Regions from separate parts of the Homo sapiens genome. Here region 2 is linked to region 1. The links are chromatin loops, found by intact Hi-C in ENCODE. Cell type or tissue: PC-9. All regions are shown on one strand. Links, peaks and the distances in the headings refer to the core of each region. The heading gives the core; the rest is flanking DNA.

Region 1 (2,913 bases), core at 101-2,600:
GGTGTGGTGGTGCACACCTGTAATCCCAGCTACTCAGGAGGCTGAAGTGGGAGGATCACTTGAGCCTGGGATTTCAAGGCTGCAGTAAGCCATGGTTGTGCCACTGCATTCTAGCTTGAGCAACAGAGTGAGACCCTGTATCTTTAAAAAAAAAAAAAAGACTTTCAGGCCTAACCTTACATTTGAGAAACTGTAGATTATTGTTTCTGGTAATTGGTGTCATGGACCCTGATTTCTTGGTTTTATTTTATTCATACAGGATTAATGCAGTATCGAATGGACAAGTCCGAGGTGATAGTTACAGTGAAGGTTGTCTGGGTCAAACAGGTAAATAGGTGCAAACAGCATCTTATTATACATGCTTAAATCCTTAAGATGAGTATTTCACATGGAAATACCACTTTTCTATTTGTTTTAATATATCTGTGAGTAACAGCTTATTATTTTGAATCTATTGTTTTATGTTTTGGGCTTGAAATTGGGAATTAATATATAACATTCTATTTGCCGTGCTTTATTGAGTGTAGGCAGTGTTTTTATTAAAATGTATTTATGCAAATTAAAGAGGCCCTATCAGAATTCATTTTAGGCAGTCATGACTCCATTTATTTATAGCAAATCTTCATAAACATGTTAATGTGATTTGAAAGTTGCCTGTCCTCCTCTGTTAACATAATTTTAATGCAACCTTCCTAAGTTCTAGTCACAGTAAATTTGAATTTATTTTGCTGCCTAACTTCCCTGAAAGTGAAATATGGTAGCTTGGAGATTCGTATGTCACTGAATATGAATTTTTTACTGTATGTCTGTGTTACTGTTTGAAAGTACTCTTGGAAGATCTGGGAGCGGCCGGGCACAGTGGCTCACGGCTGTAATCCCAGCACTTTGAGAGGCCAAGGCAGGCAGATCACAAGGTCAGGAGATCGAGATCATCCTGGCTAACACAGTGAAACCCCGTCTCTACTAAAAATACAAAAAATCAGCTGGGCGTGGTGGCGGGTGCCTGTAGTCCCAGCTACTCTGGAGGCTGAGGCAGGGGAATGGCATGAACCTGGGCGGGTGGAGCTTGCAGTGAGCCGAGATTGCGCCACTGCACTCCAGCCTAGGAGACAGAGCAAGACTCTGCCTCAAAAAAAAAAAAAAAAAAAATGTGGGATCATTGTCTATATAAAAGCATAAGGAGAATGAGCCTCTAAATATGGTGAAACAGATTTTATGAGATGTTTTATAGGAAGGTTGAGTATAGGTTTTCTCAGTGTAGGCAGTTGGGGAAAGTAAGTATATGCACTTATACAGACTCATAAATAATTTTTAAAAATCTATACAGACCAACCAAGAAGAAAAAGGCCAACAGGTACACTGATGAAGATGTTTAACACATCCTTTACTGTTCTCACGTTAGACTTTAATGGCAGTTGCACTTTTTTTTTTTCTGTTTGGGTTTTATTTTCTTTTTGAAAGTTAATTGTACTGCCCTATAAGAAAGAATTCTGGTAAAATATTATTTCTTTGAAGGTGCTCGCATTTGGCTTTTCGTTGGTTTCATGTTGGCCTTTGGATCTCTGATTGCATCTATGTGGATTCTTTTTGGAGGTTATGTTGCTAAAGGTAAGAGAAAACATAGGTTACAATTTACTTCAGTGGAATACTGGAATTTTGCATTAAAGTTGGTTATTTTAGAATAAAATTTTTTTCCTATAGTTGGGCCAACTACTAGCGATGCATTTATATCCGGGACCCCCCACCCTCCACCGACAGTGTTTGGTTTTCTTTGTCTTATATATTTTTAGTATTCCTTTCTTCAGTCATTTTTCTTCTTATCCAGAGCCTGGAAGGGATGAGACAGCTCTAAACACTGCTTTTCTTTGGCTTCCAAAAATCTCAAAAGCAGAACATATGTTATCTAGCTAGTTAGCAAGCTTTGTTTCTTTTTTAGAGACAAGAGTCTCACTATCACCCAGGCTGGAGTGCAATGGCATGATCATGGCCCACTGCAGCCTCAACCTCCTGGGCTCAAGCCATCCTCACACCTCAGCTTCCCAGGTAGCTAGGGCCACAAGCACACACAACCACACCCAGCTAATTTTTAAATTTTTTATAGAGATGGATCTTGCTATGTTGCTAAGGCTGGCCTTGAACTCCTGGCCTCAAGCCTGGCCTAACAAGTTCTGACTTTCAGAATATCTGTGCAAAGCTCTAACATCCCAGAATTGAGATTTATTCAGTTAAGCCTCCCTGGTAATATGATGTCACCTCCTTTCAGACAGAAAAGTAAACTAACATTTAATATACATCTGCTATATAAGGCCACTTTAAGGCAAGCTCAGGAAAAGGTATACTGTTAGACCCTGGGAGAAATTTCACCTTGAGGGACCCTAGAAAAACAGAAAACCCATTTAATGGTCCAGGTAAAATTGCTATGGGTGTCATAGTAAAAATACAGTATTAATGATTTATAAAAACTGGACCAGGTTATATATATTCTGCTCATATTTTAACACTTATTTGAATAAAATGTAACTTGTAGATTAAAATAATGTTTCCTAAATTTTTATTAAAATCATTTAATCTCATAGATGGGAGTAATAGATATTTCCAAATATTTGTATTTTTAATTTTATTTTAATTATTTTTTTTATTTTTTGAGACAGGGTCTGCTCTGTCACCCAGGCTGGAATGCAGTGGCACAATCTCAGCTTACTGCAACCTCCACCTCCCAGGCTCAAGCAATCCTCCCACTCAGCCTCCTGAGTAGCTGAGATGACGGGCGCATGCCACCACGCCCTGCTAGTTTTGTATTTTTTGTAGAGATGGGGCTTCACCATGTTGCCCAGGCTGGTCTCAAACTCCTGGGCTCAAGTGATCTGCCTGCCTCAGCTTCCCAAAGTGCTGGGATTACAGGTGTGAACCACT
Region 2 (2,913 bases), core at 193-2,692, 110 kb before region 1:
CTAATTTTTGTACTTTTACTAGATAGTGAGCTATGTTGGCCAGGCTGGTATGGAACGCCTGGCCTCAAGTGACCCACCCGCCTCCGCCTCCGCCTCCCCAAGTGCTGGGATTACAGAGGTGAGCCGCCGCGCCCGGCCTCCTAGGTCACTTAGGATACTCGACAATCCAATTTTATTCAGTAATAATGTCAACTAAAAGAAGGCGTGTTTTGATATTGTTCTTCCCAATCACGTTAACTTAGAACCTTTAACTTAATCATAACATTTAAAAGGCTCCACCCACTAAGAACAGTCAGCCAATAGGAAAAAAAGTTCCCTACATCCTGAGCCATTTAACATCCAGTTGACCTTTAACCCTAAAGAGAATGCTGTCCACTTAAATACAGGTAATGTCCTCCCTCTTTCCTCCAAAAAGATTTCGGGCACTAAAGGAACTAATATTGAAACTACACAGCAACGTTGGTTCCCTAGCCTACTCATATACTGCCACCATACATTACCACAAATGGAAAGGTAAATGACCCACCCACCTTTTTCACTTAAGCGAAAGGGGGTTCTGCTCCGCGACCTCGTCCTGGATCTGTCCCTCCATCTGCTGTGCTCCTCCGGGTACACTGTGCGACCAAAGCCGTAGTAGCGCTGTCCCCGCGCGATCGCGTACGCCCTTCCGCAGTACGACCTTCCCCGAGAGCGCGACCTGCTACGGGACCGGGACCGGTACCGCGAAGGAGACCGGTAGTATCTCCTGGTGAACCCGTAGCGCCTCTCTCGGTAACGGCGGCTGCGGGATCGCGACCGGCTCCGCGAGTATGACCGCGAGTAGCGCCTGTACTTCCGCTGGTGGCGCCTTCGGGAACGGGACCTGGACTTGCTCCTCCGACTCCTGGACGAAAACCGGCTCGAGACGCGGGAATGGGACCGAGAGCTTCTGGAAAAAGAGCGGCTCCTAGACCGCGACGACAGCCGGCTGGACCCGCCCGACCGCGAGGTCGAGGGCGAATCCTTCTCCTGCGGCGAGCCCGGCCACATGTCGTTCACGTAGTTGGACATCTTCACCTGCGGCTTTAGCCTGCGCTTTCTCCGGAAAGGATCCCGCAAGCCTCAACTCAGGACTTCCTAAAAAACCAAGAGAGAAAAAACAAGTCGAGTCGCGGAAGCCGGCGCCTGGCCACCCGGAAGCCACAGTCGGGGAACCTCCGGGAGGCGGAGCCACGGCGCGGGCGGCGACCGCCGCGACAGGAACCGAGCCCTAGAAACCCCGCTCGGCGCCCTGAGGCCGCGGCCTTGAAGCGAAACGCTGCGTTCCCCAAACGCGGGGCCCGGCACGTTTCCCGTCCCTCACTCCTGAGAGACCACTGCGGTGGTCCTGAGAGACCCCGTCAGCAGAAAACTTACCGCACGCCGTCGACGCCTCCCTCACGACTGAGAGAAAGGCTCAACAGACGCCTTCCTTTCGGAACGTAAGACGAAGTGGGGCTTTTAGTCCCTGCTTTCGAACGGCGAATTCCACAACCTCCACCTCCTACGTCCGGATGCGCACTGAGGGACTACGTTAGCAGACGCGTCAAAAGTACCAGAAGCTGGCCCCCGGCGCATGCGCAGAGATGTTCCGTGGTGGGCGCGGCTCTTCTCTTGCCCAACCACCGCCCTGCCTCCTCCCTCCCCAAGCCGCGCCCTGTGCCTCGAGCGCTTGCCTCCAGGGTGCGCATGCGCGATGGGGCTCCAGGGGGAGGTGTTTGATACATCAGGGTGTCCCGTTGCCCTTGGCTTCCCCCCTGATCTGAGATAATTGCGGGACCGACCCAGTCACCAGAAAACTTCGAAGATGGAACGGCCCCGCGTGGGGCTACACCAGGCTCTGGCCTCACTGCACGGGCGGGGCTGGACGTCAGTGCCGGGCGGGGAGTAGGGCCGGGAGAGGAGCGGCTGCAGGCTGGAGAGGGCTCGCAGCCGGGCTCGGAGCTGGGGCCGTCTGACGGGCTGGTGCCCACAGGGTCGTTGCCGCCACCCACCGGCAAGTCGCAGACCCGGCCTGAGCCTCCCTGGACCCTTCCTGGCCTCTTCCTCCTGTCCTAGGTACCGCGGCGCCAGGAGAAGGCGACCGCGTCCACACCCCGCCATGACAGAGAGGGGACCTCACCCTCCCCCGGAACACCCCAAGACCCCTGGAAATGCAGTATTAACGTAGAAAAGATGTTTTACTTCCATGTTTTGGCTAGGAAGGTAATAAGGTCGAGACAAAATAAAAAGACTCAAAACTGACCTTTAATCTGGGGATAATAATGAAGTCTGCGATATCTCTTCCAAAAACTGTGTTTGGTGTGAGTGTAAACAAAGGTGACTATTTTACTTCTAGGGATCTACAAATGGGATGCATTTCAAACACTTCTTGTAATAAAGCATAACAATTGCCTTGAAAATTGTGGGTTAATTGCCTTTTTTTTTTTTTTTTTTTTTGAGACAGGGTCTCACTCGCCCAGGCTGGAGTGTGGTGGGGCCATCACGGCTCACTGCAGCCCAGGCTCCCGAAGAGCTGGAACTACAGGCATGCACCACCATGCTAATTTTTGCACTTTTTTACCCACGGGATCTAACTGTGTTGCCCAGGCTGGTCTCCAACTCCTGGGCTCAAGCGATTCTTCCGCCTCAGCCTCCTGAAGTTTTGGGATTACAGGCGTGAGCCACTTTGCCCAGCCTATACACTTCTTTACAAGTACATTTTGACAAAAGCCACTTTCTTTAGAGGGAGACACAAACTCACTCATCTCTTGTTCATCTTCACCCCACATCTCCGCAGTTCATCCACATCTCCTGAGGATGCATCATGATGGAAGTAGTTCTTAAACAGTTTCTTCTCTAAATCTCAAGACAGTGAAGATACAATGCCCATCCATCAGAAACCTTTGCCGAAAG

Evidence for each region. A loop is a pair of places that touch in the nucleus more often than their neighbours do. Peaks named below come from ENCODE experiments on the same cell type or tissue, not always from the same donor. Only the 100,000 strongest peaks of a DNase experiment are listed, where the experiment ranks them.
Region 2: it touches region 1 in a loop (5-fold over the local background); 18 of 110 quality-filtered maps call a loop at or near these places.

Annotation. Positions count from the first base shown.
Region 1 is chr1:25,351,367-25,354,279 of GRCh38, forward strand. It overlaps TMEM50A (transmembrane protein 50A), which reads left to right. Exons shown (of 7, transcript NM_014313.4): 4 at 260-327; 5 at 1,516-1,608. Among named protein-coding and RNA genes, the nearest start is that of TMEM50A, 14 kb to the left of the region's middle. In PC-9, for the core only: no CTCF peak of the experiment used is centred there; no DNase peak of the experiment used is centred there; H3K27ac peaks cover 358 bases.
Region 2 is chr1:25,245,914-25,248,826 of GRCh38, forward strand. RSRP1 (arginine and serine rich protein 1) reads right to left here and starts at 1,541. Exons shown (of 5, transcript NM_020317.5): 1 at 1,396-1,541; 2 at 531-1,116. The coding sequence starts at 1,050. RefSeq lists enhancers at 332-1,056, 1,057-1,781. In PC-9, for the core only: no CTCF peak of the experiment used is centred there; a DNase peak (open chromatin) is centred at 1,638; H3K4me3 peaks cover 2,163 bases; H3K27ac peaks cover 1,092 bases.